Regions from separate parts of the Homo sapiens genome. Here region 1 is linked to region 2. The links are chromatin loops, found by intact Hi-C in ENCODE. Cell type or tissue: PC-9. All regions are shown on one strand. Each heading gives the region's core, and the rest is flanking DNA. Links, peaks and the distances in the headings are about the cores only.

Region 1 (8,351 bases), core at 140-8,139, 1.3 Mb before region 2:
ACTAATGTTTAAAGTATATCCTTGAAGAAAATATTGGTTCCATTTATTTAGAAAGAGACACTGGCATGATAAAATTGATCTAACACTGTCTTTTCTATGAATAAGTAAATCAGTGGGAAACATTCTGGTTGTGCATGGAAATTGCTGCTCCAAGGACATTTTATTTTTGCTACCAACATGCGTTAGTAATTTAAAGTACGTATTAGACTAAAGTTACTTATTATAACTTTAAAAACAAATTTCATAATTTCTGATATATTAATTTCTAGAAAGTATACTCAGAGTTGCGTTTTCTTCCTAGATTATGCTATGTAATGTACGTTTGATACAATTTTAAGTACTCTAAAATGCAGAGAAAACCAAACATATGAAAAATATGTTGATTCAAAGTTTTTTTAAATACTACTTTACCATTTTGCTAGAATTATGAAAATTCTAATAAATGGCTATCAATAAAACTAATTTGTCATTCATTATCCATTGCCACTATAATTGCTATGATGTATGTTGAAGACCTATACAAAACTTCCAAATTTTAGTTTAAATGCACGAATAATCATTCTTTTTCCATCCACACTTCCAGGTTATTTTTATTATACATATTTGCCATATTTCATATGTTTTAACATTCTTCAACTATTCTGCAAGCATTTACTTAGTGCCTACTATATTATAAATACTTGCCCTTAACTGCAATGACAACATCAATTAAATATTAAATTCTAATAACATAAAAATTGATTTCAACATCCTATTTCATTAGCGCTTTCAGTTTTATATGTCTTATTCAGTTCCATCATAATGGACATTTGGATTTTCCCACCTTATTGTGCCATATTTTGCTAAATTACAAAAGTAAAAACTCTCTTGCAACTAAGACACAAGCATAATACCTAAAATCTGTTCATTAGATTCACCTACAAGAAACATCAATTCAGATGCACATTGAAAAAACAGGTCTCCCTGGAACCCATTTTTCTGAGAATGCTAGCAGAGGAATCCAGGTTTCCACAGCAAAGGACAGGATCTTATAGAGTAATGCATAGTGCCTAGCATCAGCAATTCTTTCTGCAGGGTCTGTGACCGAACCCAGGCCACAGGCATTCTGCTGAGCCCATTCATCAACATATTTTGGGTCTTTCTGGTAGGGGTAGCATTCAAGTTTGATTTTCTATCCTTGAAAGAGTTTCTTCTAAACTTTGACATAGTACTTCCTGCTTACAGTAGCTAAAATAGGTTTCAAACTTTTCAGGTAACAATTTATTCTAATAAATTGATCAATACCTTAAGTTCTTTAAGGGTGATATGAGTATTTTCCAAAAATTCTTTCTCCTCAATTATTGTAGTCTATCAATTATCCTTCTCCATTGTCTTATCCATGCCCTTGTACTCAGTATGTAAAACTCAAACCATGAATCAATTCAAGCATCTGATTTCTCTATTTCTATGCCTGGGTAAAAACGAGCATGGTTGAAGAAACTCATTCAATCATATGTAATTGTATATATTTAACAAGAAGAAAGTGGAGCTAAAATATCCAATTTATATTGTTGTGTGAACCAAGCAAGTTGCTGCAAATGTAGATAGCTAGGTAGATGGGTGGATAGATAATAGATCATCTCTCTCAACACTCACTTCTCCCTCCTCAGAAGATACTACTTAGGCTGAAATGTACATTCTCAGACTTTCATCCCATTGGGTTCTAGATGTGATTGAATTTCCACAATCAGATACATTTACTCAAAACTGTAAATTCAAGGGAATTCAAAGGAAAAGGTAATTTGAGGAAAATTATTATTTTTCTGTTGCAGATTGTTGCAGAGGCTTCCTAATTTGGTGGTTTCCTAAATCAGAGGAAAGAACTTCTCAATCACAGCAGACTCAGTGAGATTGCAGGTAGTTGGAGCTATATGTAGGAGTCTATTCTTCTAAAATCCTGACAATAAATGCATTTATGCTTGAACTAAGTAAAGTAGTTCTTGTTGTTTGAAAGTGAATCTTTTCAGAGATAAGAACACTACTAGTTAAGCAACGAGATGCAACGTGTTTCACATTGCAGAATCCTGAAAGGCCCAAGTGATGGAGACAGTATATACTTGTGATGGTAGAGATTAAGGATTGAGGCAAACACAAAAGTGTGGATCACAAATCTGGGAGCAAACCTCCACCAGGTGTCCTCCTTTACCCAACATAGCAAGGTGACCACCTAGCAAAATTAATCTTGGGATAATTAAATCAGCCCAATTCGGGAAATAAGAAAATTAGGCACATTTGAGGATGAGAGGCCAGGCATGGTGGCTCACACCTGTAATCCCAGCACTTTTTTCTGAGGCCAGGAGTTCAAGTCCAGCCTGGCCAACATGGTGAAACCCCATCTCTACTACAAACACACACACACAAAAATTAGCCTGGTGTGGAGGCGAATGCCTATAATCCCAGCTACTCAGGAGGCTGAGGCAGGAGAATCACTTGAACCCAGGAGGCAGAGGCTGCACGGAGATCACACCATTGCACTCCAGCCTGGGCAACAAGAGCGACACTCCATCTCAAAAATAAATAAATAAATAAAGACAAGAGTGAGGTATAATGTTGAAAACAAAGGCACTAAGGGAAATTATTTACACCAAACAGTGAGATCCCTGCCTCCTTTGCCAAATCAATCCCCAGAAATCTGGAAGCTGGAAGCTTACATCATGTGGGAGGGAGACTAAGGATTACACTCAGGGAAGCTGCCAAGTCCAAGAGAAAAGACTGACAAATATGTCATGAGGGATTCCCCAGTGAAATGTCCCCACTTCTTTTTCCTCTGGTGAACCCCACCATTCCACAAGCCCCACGCATGCATAACTTGGCAAACATCTGTTTAGTTCTGTACTCTTGATTATGAATTGTCAGTAAAGACTCAATAGATAGTTGAAGAAAATCTCTAACATGAAAGACGAGGAGTAAAACAAACAAAAACAGAACTAAAAAATAAGTTTAATGCAGGACCAATAAAACATCCGTACCAATTGAAAAATCTTGAGAAAGATCAGAGATGTTGTTAAGTGTGAAGAAGAAGTGGATACTACAAAAAGAAAAAATAAAAGGGACCCCTGGTAATTAGAGAATATAATCATAACAGTACATTGGAAAAATCAATAGAAATTTTTAAAAAATTTGTAGGAGTTTCCCCAAAAGAATTTTTAAATGATAAAATAATAGAAAACCAAAGAAAAAAGAAAAACTAAAAGATAAATACATAATTTCCATTATCTGACCAAAAGGAATAACAGAGAAAACTGAGAAATTAGATAGAGGAATGTAGTCAAGAGTTAATGAAATGTTTTTTCTAAAGAACCAGCTTTCTAAATTAAAAGGACATCTGATTTTCCAGGAAAATTAATGGAAAAAAAGTCATATTGAGGCAGAGCACTGAGAAATATTAGAGTAATGGTAACAAAGAGAAGAATCAAATATCTTCTGTGATTGAGGAATAAAGTGGGAGTAATAACAACAAAAATATCACAAACTGTCAGTAATCAAATTAGCCTTAAACTCATAATGGCAACACTGGCAGCTAGAAGACAATGAAGAATGCCTTTGAAATACCTAGAGAGAATTACCACTAATAATAGAAAAAACTGTCTTTCAAATATGATCTTAAAAAACATTTTCAAACATTCAGGAATTCAAAACATATTTTCAAATATGCAGGATCTAAAATTTCCAGCACAGGTTTTTTTCAAGAAGCTTCCTGAAGATGTGTTTCTCTAAAAAGACAAACAAAGCAAGGAGAAGCAAAGGATCTAATCAAGAGAGCCAAAGAGATTTTCTATTGAAAGAAACTCCCTGATAAGAACCTGCCAGCATGCTTGGGGAGCAGCGGGTACAAGAAAAACATCACGTATGGACAGATAGACACACAAGGAAGTGATAAATACCTTATGTGTTTGACCTTATAAATGGAATATTTACAGTTCTTTAATACCGTGCAGAGATGAATTATTAACAGGTCTTAAAATATTATCAAATTATGCAGTGCAGGACTTATTGACTCCAGGTAACACAAGTTTGGTGTATAGACATTAATGTACTTATTTTATATGCCATGGTTCACTGGCAGACAATACTATGAAATCATTCAACAAAAGCACTGAATGTTGATTTACCTAAAATGCATAACCATACAGTACAGCTGGGAGAGGGAAAATTATTTCTTCCGTGTCTGAAATTATATAATTGTTAGTTAAAATCATTATAAAATAGCATTATAAAGTCATTACTGGAAAAATATATAGCATAATACTGAAGAAACAAGTGAAAATGCTAAAAGTGATTTAGTCAGGGAACTAGAGATGGGAAGGTCTGGCTGTTAGATTGCTGTTTTTTGCAGCATTCCTTTTAATTTTATATGTATTTGCTAAAATAAAAACTTTATATGTAGACAATGAAATACCATGATAATACCATTAGGTAGATCTTATTATCCCCGTTTTGCATAGAGAGCCCTGGAGAGGTCAAAGCCATAGCTAAATATTTGGCAAAGGCAGGATTTTTACATTCAGGTTTTCCTGAGTCGAGAGCCATGTACTTTGTACCACATTACACGTACTCCTTCACAATTGCAATTATTCCTTTCCTCATTTCCATTTACAGCTGTGGGTGCCAAGCCGAAAGCACATTTGCTTGGTGTTTTCTCAGGAACACGTCCACAAGTCACTTATGCCTGAGTTCTGTTCCCGTGAAATATCCCAGAAGGTGCTAAGAGGAGAAGTGTGGAAAACTAGAACCACAGTGTGAAGAAAGGCTTTGTGGAATGGTAAGGCCGCCTGGATGAAGCATGAGAGAGAGAAAATGAAAATATTTCACTTATATTCCTTTTACTTTTCAATTACTAAAGTGTCTAAATATGATCATGGAAAACTGGTAAAGGTGATCAATCCTGACCTACATGTTTACACAGTGTTTACGCTGATGCTTAAGTAGAACAAATACTATTACATGTTTCTTATTTTTATACTGGGGAAAGGATAACATGCTGAAGTAATTTCTCTCCTAACACTTAAGGAAATTCTCACTGAAGAATCTGACATGGACAAACTTCTTTAAACCCAAGTACCTAAGTAACTGAAGTAACAATGTATAATGAGAACAGAATCATAGAAAATTGTAATATCTACATTTTCTGTCACAAACACAAAGGGCTTCTGTAATTTAGATACCTACTTTTAAAAGCTAGTTTGTTTGCAATCCAAAACAATTAAATATGCATTATTTTCCATTATATAATTATTAAAGAGAGATTGTCTACAAAACATATGTGCTTATATTGGTGTCCACGAGCAATCAAAAATAAGCAGGTACACATAGACTGCAGTAACACATAGGCAATACTATCATTTCTTTATCAGTGCACACAGGAAAATGTTCTTGATTAAAAGATTTGATGGGCTTTTTAATTGCAGTATTTTTCATTTCCCATGGGTTTTTAAAAATTTTTAATTATCATGGGTGCATAATAGATGTATATATTTATGGGGGTTTGATTATTACATATTGTATGCCTGTATCAAAACATCACATGTACCTTAGGGTTTTTGTTTGTTTGTTTTGCTTTTTATTTTTAATCTATAGAAACAAGTAAAGCATCCCCAGTTACCAAAGTTGTGGAATTCTCTTTGACTCCTGTTACTATTCTCAAGTGCAAATAACCCATCTTTTATTCACTTGTATGAGTCTTCTCTGTAGCTCCTGACATCCTTTTAATGCATTTTCTCTGGGACAACAAGAATGACATTCCTCTTCGAATCTTTGTCATTGTTCTTTAAAGTCCCAGCTTTTGCCATAGGCTTTTGTAGAAAGAAGAGTCCCTATCCCACAGCTACATTCCTTCAGTTCTGCTTATTATCACTTGGAGGCAGCCTCAGTTCCTTAGTATATTCATCTTTCTTTGGTCCAGATCAATAGATCATTTTAAATCAGTGCACTGAAGACTGAAAAAACCACTTCTATTGCAGGCTGGTAGTAAGAGAGTGAATGATTTCTTGGAGTTTGTGGTCCATAATTATATTAACCTTGGTCCCACACCAAGCTATTTGAAACTTCTCACACCTCATTACCAGTCAATGCGTCCTTCTCTGTATAAGAATTGCATTGTTTGACTTTGAAAGACATGTTGTTAAAATCTGTTTACAGGTTGGTGATGTTTCTTTAGAAGAGTGGAACAAATTTCATGGTCAAAGTCAAAATTTTAGCACCCTTTTTATAACGAGGGTATCCAACCCTGTGAATCCCAGAACAGCCAGTATTGTCACAAGTGAGTTAGAGAAAATGAAAGAAGCAAATTGTTTTAACCATTACCGTATTAATAATGTGCTTTACATTTTAGAAAGTAATTCTAACATATATTTGTGTTTGGCATTTTCTAAATAAAAGATATCACCTTAAATTATAGAAATCAAGCTGGTAAACATAATAAATAATTTATGTTTTTTAACTACTTTGCCACCAAAGGCCTTAATCCTGCCTTGAGTTTAAAAAGACCAATCGTCTTGGGAGGGGAAAGAAGATTTACTAATGTGAATGAAATTGTTCTTTCTGGTATATTTTCTTGAGACTGTACTGAACATCTTTGAAATAAATGAAGGAGTTAAGAATCTATCCTTACAAAAATCTCGTTAAACAAACCAAACTACATTATATGTATTTTACTAAACCCTAGTGAAGTAATCAGCTTTTCCGGAGTTTTAAAAATAATCTAGATGGGAGATTACATGTTTGATTTCTTCTGAATGATTAAAAGGCCTAGAGCCTAAATGTTCTATTTGCTCCAAGAGGAAAGCTGGGAGACGAAAGAGGAACTATGTAAAATCCCAACTGTTCCTTTTTACTAGAAAACAGTCAAAGACTTGATAAGCAAAAAGGCAGTTGTTTGTCAGGGGTATCACCCAGAGAATTAGTTTAAAATATAGTACATTCGCTCAGCTTATGAAAGAGGGAAATTTTGCTGTTCTACTAGATGGGGCTAATGATTCATCTTTGGAAGAAAAATGACAAATTAATGCCAACAAAGCCAAATTAATGGTATGACCAGTTAGAACTCACATAGTTTGAAATTTCAATTCATGAACTATCCTGAACATGTAAAAGGTAATCAATATATTTTCCAAAACTTGAGAAAAAGGATACAAGTCTAATTAAACAAATTAATCATCTACTAACTCAACATTTCACTAATTATAATCATCTCTCAGATATGCAGTTTTCCTAAGTAGTACAAACCAATCATTAGAAAAAATATTTTGGGACATAAATGCCTCTAACAAAATAAAGCTCATCTTAAATCATCACTAAAATAGGTTTTCTAATACACATAATTTTCTAGTTAACCCAAGCATTATTTGTGTTTTAATTTTTATTGCATTAAAAAATCACTGTAAAGTGTATTGGGCCAATTTCATTCCCAAATAAGCATAGTATAATGATACATATTTTTAAGCATCTTGTAGGCCTTGGGGTCATGATAATAAACATAATTTTCCAAACTACATCCCTACAAATTTAAAACATAGATATCTTTTAGCATATATTTTAGGCCAAAGAAAGGCTCACTTCTATTATCACCAATACCAATTTGCAACCAGATTTAATATTTTAAGTTTCACTGTTCAATTCTGAATTGAATTTAGGGAATCCTTCCTTTCATAGATATCTTATGAAGTTCAGAGTTATTATACATAAAATTATAGCTGAAATTGTCCTATTGAAGCTATTTTCATTTGTTTCTGTATTTAAGTATTTTCTTAAGTAGTATAGACGGGTTTGATTGGCAGTATAACTGAGATGTCCACATTAGTACAAATACCTGCTCCCTGGCCCTTTCACTTGTTCATACTGTTGGTGGTGTTGTCTCAGAGAAATGGCTTTTATTTTTTATTTGCTTATGTCTACTGTAAAATTTTCTAGCATCCATAATATTATATTTTCTAATCTCTATTGGGGTCAAATGATGTTTATACATGTTGAGAACTTTGATATAGTCAGTTTTGCTTCAAGTAAAATAATACCTTCATTCAGTCACTTGCAAAGTAGCATAAAGCACAGTGATTTGCCATGTAATGGTAAAACAGCCTAGTACTCACACAAAATACAGTAAACATTTTAAAAAATGAATAGATACTTTTAGCATAGCTTCCTTTTTTGTTTTTGTTTTGTTTTGTTTTTTCTTTTGAGACAGAGTCTCACTCCACCACCCAGGCTAGAGGGCAGTGGCACGATCTCGGCTCACTGCAACCTCCGCCTCCTGGGTTCAAGAGATTCTCCGCCTCAGCTTCCCGAGTAGCTGAGACTACAGAAGCCCACCACCACGT
Region 2 (8,351 bases), core at 176-8,175:
TCTCTCAATGTAAGGCATCTGGAAATTCCTGATGACTTAATAGATCTGTCTGGTTTTGGTCATACATTTGCTTCAAACTGTTCTTCTGTACCACAGATAAAGGAAGTTTCCAGACACAATATTTAATTAGTACCTAATTAAGAGCATCAACACGATAAGTGATGCAGGTTCTGGCCCCACTGTTTGTACCTGGATAAGGGTAAACAGTTCTAGTGAATCTTGGCTGTCTGACAGTTCTCAGCTGTCACTGGCACTACATAACCCAGGGAAGGTGCTGACGCTCCCTGGCAAGTGTACACTAGTAAACATTCAAAGCAGTTGGAGAAATCCAATCACACCAAGTAAACCACCAAAAAGAAAATATGGGAGTCTGGATCCAGCAACATATTCTTACATATGTGCTTCATATTCAGCCTAAGTCATTATTCCAGTCATCCGAAAGAGTTAATCAGTGCCTTTCCACGTGTAACTGAGGCATCAACTATTCCAAGGGTATCTTTAAGAATATCTTCACCCAAATACAATCAGTACAACTGCCAAAAACCAAATGCTATGTTCAACTGATGCAAGTAGAATTCTTGATGAACTGCAATTATCAAATTGGCTTGCCTCTGGGGAGCAACCTGCCTTATGCCAAGCCGCCAAGGGAATAACATCACTATGACACCTTGAAATATCTGGGATTATTAATTTTTTTTACCACTAACCAACTTTTTTAAAAAGGAAAACTGTGTGACTAAACTTCTTGTACTTTCTTACAAACTAACAAATTGTGTGCCCTTAGACCGGCCATCTAACCTTTCTGGACCTCAGTTTCTTCACCTATAAAATAAGAGAATCAGCCCGAGTGCTTTCTATAAGCTCTTTCAGTTCTAAAATATGATTTGGTGCTATGTATTTATATAGCTTATTCTTTCTGCAGATTTCAAAATCTCTCAAGAGACTCTCATTAGTATTCTTAATATTGCCTTGAGGAAGGCAAGTGGCAAGGTTTATTATCCCCATTTTTTAAAAAAGAGACGATGAGACATTTTGCTGACACAGCACTCTTGACCAAGTAAGGACTAGAAGTTAGGTGTCCTGATACTAATCAAGAACTCTGTTAAGCCACTTTGCTACTAAACTAGATGGAAAGTCTCTGATGAATAAAATATTCTGTGCTCATGGAAGGAAAATATAGTTTGATCATCTTACAGAGACATAATGGTTTAAAACAATGATTTCCAAACTGTAGCCCATATAATATTCCAGGTAGTTCTCTCAGGTCTCATTGACATGTCCCTATACATATTTTCTCTTTTCTGACACAAGTATCAATATATGAATCTACTAACATGGGAGAGTGTTAAAGAACATCTTCAAAAAAAGTAAGAAGAGTGTCTGAGGTAATAATAATTAAATTTCCAATAGAATATTTGCAGAAAATAAACCATATAGTCCATATTAATATATTGAAGTGTTAACTGAAAATCATACATATCAATGAAATGAGATTATCATCCAATAAATAATTCAAACCCTTTTTAATAATAGTATGTCTTTATTAAGAACTATGAAGAGTCTAAGATTTTACCATATTTGCACGCTAGCAAGTTAGCCTGCCATCATTTCATAGGTGCTGGCAGAAGACATGATACCCCTAGGTCAGAGACAAAGGATGTTACTACTATCAGTAACAGAAATAGCCAGAATATCATTATTTTTGCTTTGGTTTCCCAAATTACAGTCCCCATAGGGCAATGCAAAGAGGGACAGGTGACCCTGCACGTGCATAATATTGTATTAGAAGAGAGAAAATCTCAGCTCAGGAATCCTAAATCATTTATTGTAATAAACAGTAAGCATGTCTTCCCTTTTCTCCAGGAGGTGATACTATCTCTAACTCCTAAAGCTGTTCACCTATACAAACACGCCTGAAAAGATAATCCAAAACAAAATCAGTCAATGCTTCTGTCTGCAAAGAGTGCAGAAATACAAAAGACTCATGGAGAAAATCTCCTAACAATATTGTCTGATTTCATTGCACTATCTGTATATCTGTTAATTCTGAGAATTCTTAAGTACTCAACATAAATAATGTAAACAATATTGAGGAAGAACAGGATATCCCCCTCCCCTCCCCACCCCATACTCCTACTGGATGTCTCCTTGGTTCTGCTCCATCCCGATAGTTCAAAAAATTCAAAGCCAATAAGTAACTTCTTTGGTTCACACCTTTCTGCCTTACTTTCATTCATTTCCACTTATTAAAGTGGAAGCCACCTGTATGGTGGGTAAGCATGCACTCTAGAGTCAGGTGTAGCAGATAAATCCTGGAAATGCTGCCCACTATCTGTAGTGCTTTGGCTTGGTTATTGAAGTCCTATGTGTCTCAGCTTTCTCATCTGTAAAAGGAGGGTGATAACACCTACTTCTTAAAGTTTGGGAGAAGATTAAAACAGTTCTTATATAGGAAGCTCATAAAACAGTGCCTGGCACATACACATTTGATGAAACTTTTGTTGATCAGTAAACTTTTTTTAGGTTAGCTAGGAAAGCTTATTCATCAGCAAACAACTTACCAAATTGCCAAAGTTAATGATATGTTATTAAATCATTGACAACATTAGGGGAAACGTGGATAATGAACAGCGCACTTTTTTAGAATCTACATATCATTCCTAGTTTGTTCTTATGAACTGAGTGAGAAAGAAGGGAAAAAATTTAATCTAACTCATATGTTATAAAGAAAATTATTTTAGAATAGTTTATTGTATTAGATATATCTCTTTAATTAATAAATAAGCACTTTCTTCAGTGTTTGAGATTTAAAACTGCTAATTTTGTTTCTTAAAAGATTGTGAGATTATGATGCATAAGCTGTGAGCTTCACCTCTGTACAGAAAAAGTCTGGTTTTGTGGAAATATAAATTATTATTTTAAGTGGAAATGTGAAGGCCTTAAATGTGGTACAATGAAGAGTTTTTATTTTTATATGAAGAAATATAAAACAAGAAGTAAATAAATGGCAATGACATTTTGAAAATGACATTTCAGAATATTTAAAGGACCACAAGAACAATAAGTACATCTTGTGTGCAACTGTCTTTGAAGTTCTAATCTCAGTTCATGCCACTAAATCATCAAGGAAGATTATTTTTAACTTGTTATATAAAGGCTTTAGAAAAAAAATCAAGAAGTGCTCTCTGAGTATGAAATGTCAAACAGAAAGAAGTATTTGTACATTCTGAGTGTACTAAGGTGATATATGTGTGGATCATGGAGAATTAATTTATCCCAAATTTTCCAAAAGAGTAAGAAAAGATTTACAGAATGGGAATGACACATTTTCCTAAACATTTTCTTTGAGATGCTTTGTAAGTGGAATACTTGCGTGTGGCTAAACCACAGTACAGATTTAACTAATCAACAAAATATTGTCACTGATATTGAACCTGATAAGAGGCCCCTCTGAGAAGAACACCAGCATCCCTATAGTCCCAGAGAAGAGCTTTAACACCAGACAGAGGAAGGACTCTGCAATCCCTCTGCAACCCCAATCAATTTGCTCCTTTCCATAAGTCTTTTTCCTCTCTCCCTTCTCTCCCACCTTTCTCTCATTTTCCTCTTGCCACCTCTCTCAAGAACACACACACATCTCTATGTTCTTACCTCTCTTAATCTAATCTATCTCTTTGCCTACAATTAAAATTTTCAGGGTGTCTTCCTTTCACCTAAAATAAATAATGACATGTATAATAAGTACTTTCTCCACATACTGAATTTCATCAAATTATTGGTCAACATTTTGACTGTAAACATTTCCATACTTTGGGTCAGTGTGAGATCCTGCATTCATCATCTTTCTTCCAAGAGAGTGAATTGCTCTTTCAGTAGTACACTGTCTACCTTTCTTTAATCATGTCTTGAAATTTTTATTTTTATAATGGGAAACATAAATGGTGCCATCTCTGCAGTTAGGGAGAAAATGGAAAGATCCAAATTTCTCTCACACTTTAATGTGTGTGAGCCATGATCTACTTGTTAAAATTCTTGGATTGCTAATAAAAGTCATAATATACCAAATGGTGGTAATTTGGATGAAACAAGCATATCAATCATTGAGGAATGGGCTCATGGCTCTTTATCTGGGCAGAATCATTAAGTAGAATTTATGATATATAATGTATACTATTAAGCAGCTTCCATTAAACTTGCCTGCCAAACTCATTCTATGTAGACAGTTCTAAAAGCAAGCTGTATGCAAGAGCGCCACCTATAGTAAAACTTCCACATTTATTTTACAATGTTAAAACCCAGAAAATTAGATTTTGAAACAGAAAATTTTAAAGGCAAGAATAATATCCAAGAAATGAGATTTATGGTTTAATGTATAAATTAAAAACCACCTCAAAAAAGAAATGGTAAAAAGTTTATTTCAATAAAAATATGAACATTATAAGACATGACTTTTTCTGTTTAAGGAAGAAATTGCTCTGATTTTCCAGATAATTTAAACGACAGGAATAATCTTTCTTCTAATTTAAATAAATAATAGTTCAAACAAAATTTTTACTACTTTTTAAATGTTCTCTATTTTACTTTTTAACTTGCTTTTCACAAACTGCTTTTTTTGAAACCTGAAAACAATAGCTATTTAAAGCACAAGTAAACTTCTTTCTGATGTTTAATTTTTCAGAAAATACATACCTCAAGTACTTTACTTCAGCATATATGTAAGAAAATGCTAAGGAAATGGTGACTAGAAGTACCGCTGGAGAAATGTCCTTTAGGAGTTGATATCCACAGAAATTTAATCTTAAATACTTGTTACTTTGACCTAAAAGCTAATTATGAGGGAGTTGAGCCAAAAAGTGAGATGAATAAAAAGAAATTTCATTGGTATTACAGAGATAGTTGCCAGAAACAGCTTACAAATCATGAATCTATGCAGAGATGAAAAGTTGAGTCTAAATTATTATTCGACTGGGTCCTTAAATCAATGGAGAGCAAAAAATGATTACAGTGGACCTTTAATTTTCAACTATAAAAAGTCAACATGGTGGCATGTCCAACAGTGTTTTACTGCAGGTCATTGAGCGAGAGAGAGAACTCTTTGCTTTTTCATCTCTAAAAAGAGTATGGTTTTTTGCTGTTGTTTAAAAAAAACACATAAGCTAAAATAAATCGTTGCTGCAGATCACATAGGAAGCTGCTCAGCTCTCTGACCAAGTTTGGTTTGGCAGGAAGCAAACCACGAGGGGACGATGCCCTGCAGGTCCCCCTCGTTATCTCACACTTGGGCCTTTTGGCTTTTTGTGGGCCCATTGTTCATTTTGGTGAGGCTAGATTTTAAGTAGATTCAGGGCTCATCAAGCAAGGTGCCAAACAGAGAACACTACAAACTGATGTCCTGTGTTTGCAGAGCTGAAGGAGCTGGGACAGCAGCCACCTTCCCACCATGCACTGTGACAGTGCTTCATCCTTGCCCTGGGAGGCCGCTTCCCAGGATGAGAGGATAATTCTCTCACTACAGCCCATTCAATCTTCAGCCTCTCGGCTGATGCTGCCAACAGAAGTGCCAATTAATGCCAATTACAATGGTGACTTTTCTGATATGGGCACCTACTCATATAGGCCATCAAACAGCCATCATATATTAATGACTGTCAGTCATTACCAATATGGGCGAAGTTTGAACTAGTGACCTAGAGGAGAACTGCTCTTTATCCTACTTCCAACTCCCTGAACCGTCCAATTCCCCTCCCCATTTCTTGGCCAATGTTCTTAATTATAGTTTTGTACCTGAATAATGAATGTGCTACATTTTGACAGTGACAATTGCTGAAACTGTGACAGCAGAAATGCAGCTACTGTCTGCCATTTAGCTAACCCTGTCACAGCCTTCAGGCCAGCGAGGTCCAGCTCACACCTTCAGGGGGCACTACATGTCCTTTGTCATTTAATCGAATGCATTTTTTATTTGTCTTTACTACTCCTTAGAAATAAGGAGAGCATTTTTATGCAGATAAATGTGTCATGAACTTCCATGCAGATGCTGCCATTAGTCCTTTCTTATCTGCTCATTATTTCGTATAGCCTTATGAGACAGAAACTCCCCGTACAATTAAATATGCTGCAAATTAATCTTGAAGTGCACCTTTCCGTTTCAAAAAGGAAAAGCAAGTTAAACACAATAAACATCCTAAATGATAGAAAAGTGTCCAGTTCCTTTTGTAAACACATCCCTTAACCTTTCTTTTCTTTAATCTCCTTTTAATCCAACCTGGGGTGCAAACCCCTAAATGACCCATTGCTGTCTGCTGTCTGATGTGGGTGTTATCATGTTTTCAGAGACTCTGAGACTCACCTCATTTAATTCTCAGCACTGCAGCCCGCAGCAGTCAGGGCATCTATTTCATGTCTGCATTACTCCTAGATTTGGGGGGAAACATTTAGGAGAAAGAAAATGTTACTAAGCCCCTCACTCTAACTTCCAAGGAGCCAGAATGAAGACCCAGCAGTTGCCCACATACCTCTCACATCAGAAGGGCAAAAGAAGTAACCAAATGTAAAATATATCGTGTTTCCAACTCCTTACGCTTTCTCTGAAAGTAGCACCAAAAGAAAATTTGTGGGAAAATATTCTAAGATTATACTTAACTACTTTACATCCATCATATGTTTTTTTTAAATAGTAATTCCTTTTAAAATATTTAATTCCAACACATCCATTTGGAGGTAAAGGTTAAGTAATCTGCCCTGTTCACCTAGTGAGGCAGTGGCAAAATTAAGATTAAAACTCAAACCCAAGGGCTTTAACTCTTTTCTGAGGCTGTTTATGTTTGCAATCCCAGCAAGCTCTTCTGGGTGCTACACATACATAATTCCATGCAATTGACAACCTGAAAAGAAAATATAATCAGCATCGTTCCGCAAAGAAGGAAAGGTAAGACCCAGGGTGATAAGGAAACTGCCCAAGAGACCACAGTGTTTAAGCGGCAGAACAAGGATTGGAATCCAGGCATGGCTGTCTCCAAAGAACATTATTCGACATATCACGTGACTCTGAGTCCTAGGGCGATTTATTTGAGAAGCAGCTCAAGGTTCCTTAGGCCAATTCAAATCACTGTACAAAATCCTCAGGCAGCCTCTGAATCTTTGAGATGTCAAGTCACTCCAGGTTACCCTAAAGTAAATCAGGACAGCAGCATCCAATACTAACCAGAGTGATGTGGTTGGGCTGTGTCTCCTCCCAAGTCTCATCTTGAATTGTAGTTCCCATAATTCCCACGTGTCATGGGAGGCACCTAGTGGGAGATAATTGAATCATGGGGGCAGTTTCCCCCACACTGTTCTTGTGGTAGTGAATAAGTCTCATGAAATCTGGTTGTTTTATAAGGGGTTTCCCCTTTCGCTTAGCTCTCATTCTCTCTTGCCTGCGGCTATGTAAGACACGCCTTTCGCCTTCCGCCATGATTGTGAGACCACCCCAGCCACATGAAATTGTGAGTCCATTAAACCTCTTTTTTTATATATATATATAAATTACCCAGTTTTGGGTATGTCTTTATCAGCAGCATTAAAACGAACTAATACATACAGGTAGCAGAAAACACTCTGGTTTCCATTTTTGCTCGGTGATGCTGATGCCATGTTGTGTTTTCCTTTAACACTCCAAGAACATAAATCCAAAAGGGCACCATCTAATAAGACTTTAACTAAAATACACTCATATTATCACTATTATTAGTGACAATTCACTACTGTCTACTGAGAGCTTTCCATACATTATATGCTATTAATTCTCACAAAGTGTATTATTATCCTGTTTGATGGATGGGTAAACTGAGACTCAGCCAAATTCAGCAAGTTGGCCAAATACACTAAACTCAAGTGAGGAGCTGGGCCCAGGATTCTCAGACTCCAAAGCTCTTTTTCACTGCACTGCTTCCCAACAAGATTTTTGTTCACATAGCTTTCTGTGTTTATTTATTTTGGGGGAGAAGGGACAGAAGAAAGTCCCAGGAGGGTATTTCTAAATAGGCTAAGGAATCTGTCTTCAGCTCAGCAGAATAACAGGTGGAAAAGTATACGGAAAAATATTTTTGAAAGTATTAACCGCGGGAGAAAAATATCAAAAATATCCTAAGATGACTCTTTTATTTTGGCAGCTTATTTTAAATGACAAAGACATTTCCAACCTTGAGAGAAGATTGGGTTAAAAAAATACCAGTATACACACAGTAAACAGACTACAGAGGTCTAGAAAAATAAATAAATACGAGCAATCTCTGTCCAACCTCACCCTGCTTCTTAAAATAGTAACTCCATCAGCTTGCCTGCAAGATAGAAGAAACTTCCTCAAAGAC

Evidence for each region. Hi-C counts contacts between places; a loop is a spot of excess contacts. Peaks named below come from ENCODE experiments on the same cell type or tissue, not always from the same donor. Only the 100,000 strongest peaks of a DNase experiment are listed, where the experiment ranks them.
Region 1: a loop joins it to region 2, with 3 times the contacts of the local background. A loop is called at or near these places in 4 of 110 quality-filtered maps.

Annotation. Positions count from the first base shown.
Region 1 is chr13:71,301,187-71,309,537 of GRCh38, forward strand. No RefSeq gene overlaps it. Among named protein-coding and RNA genes, the nearest start is that of LINC00348, 290 kb to the left of the region's middle. In PC-9, for the core only: no CTCF peak of the experiment used is centred there; no DNase peak of the experiment used is centred there.
Region 2 is chr13:72,561,845-72,570,195 of GRCh38, forward strand. No RefSeq gene overlaps it. Among named protein-coding and RNA genes, the nearest start is that of MZT1, 160 kb to the right of the region's middle. In PC-9, for the core only: a CTCF peak has its summit at 4,248; no DNase peak of the experiment used is centred there.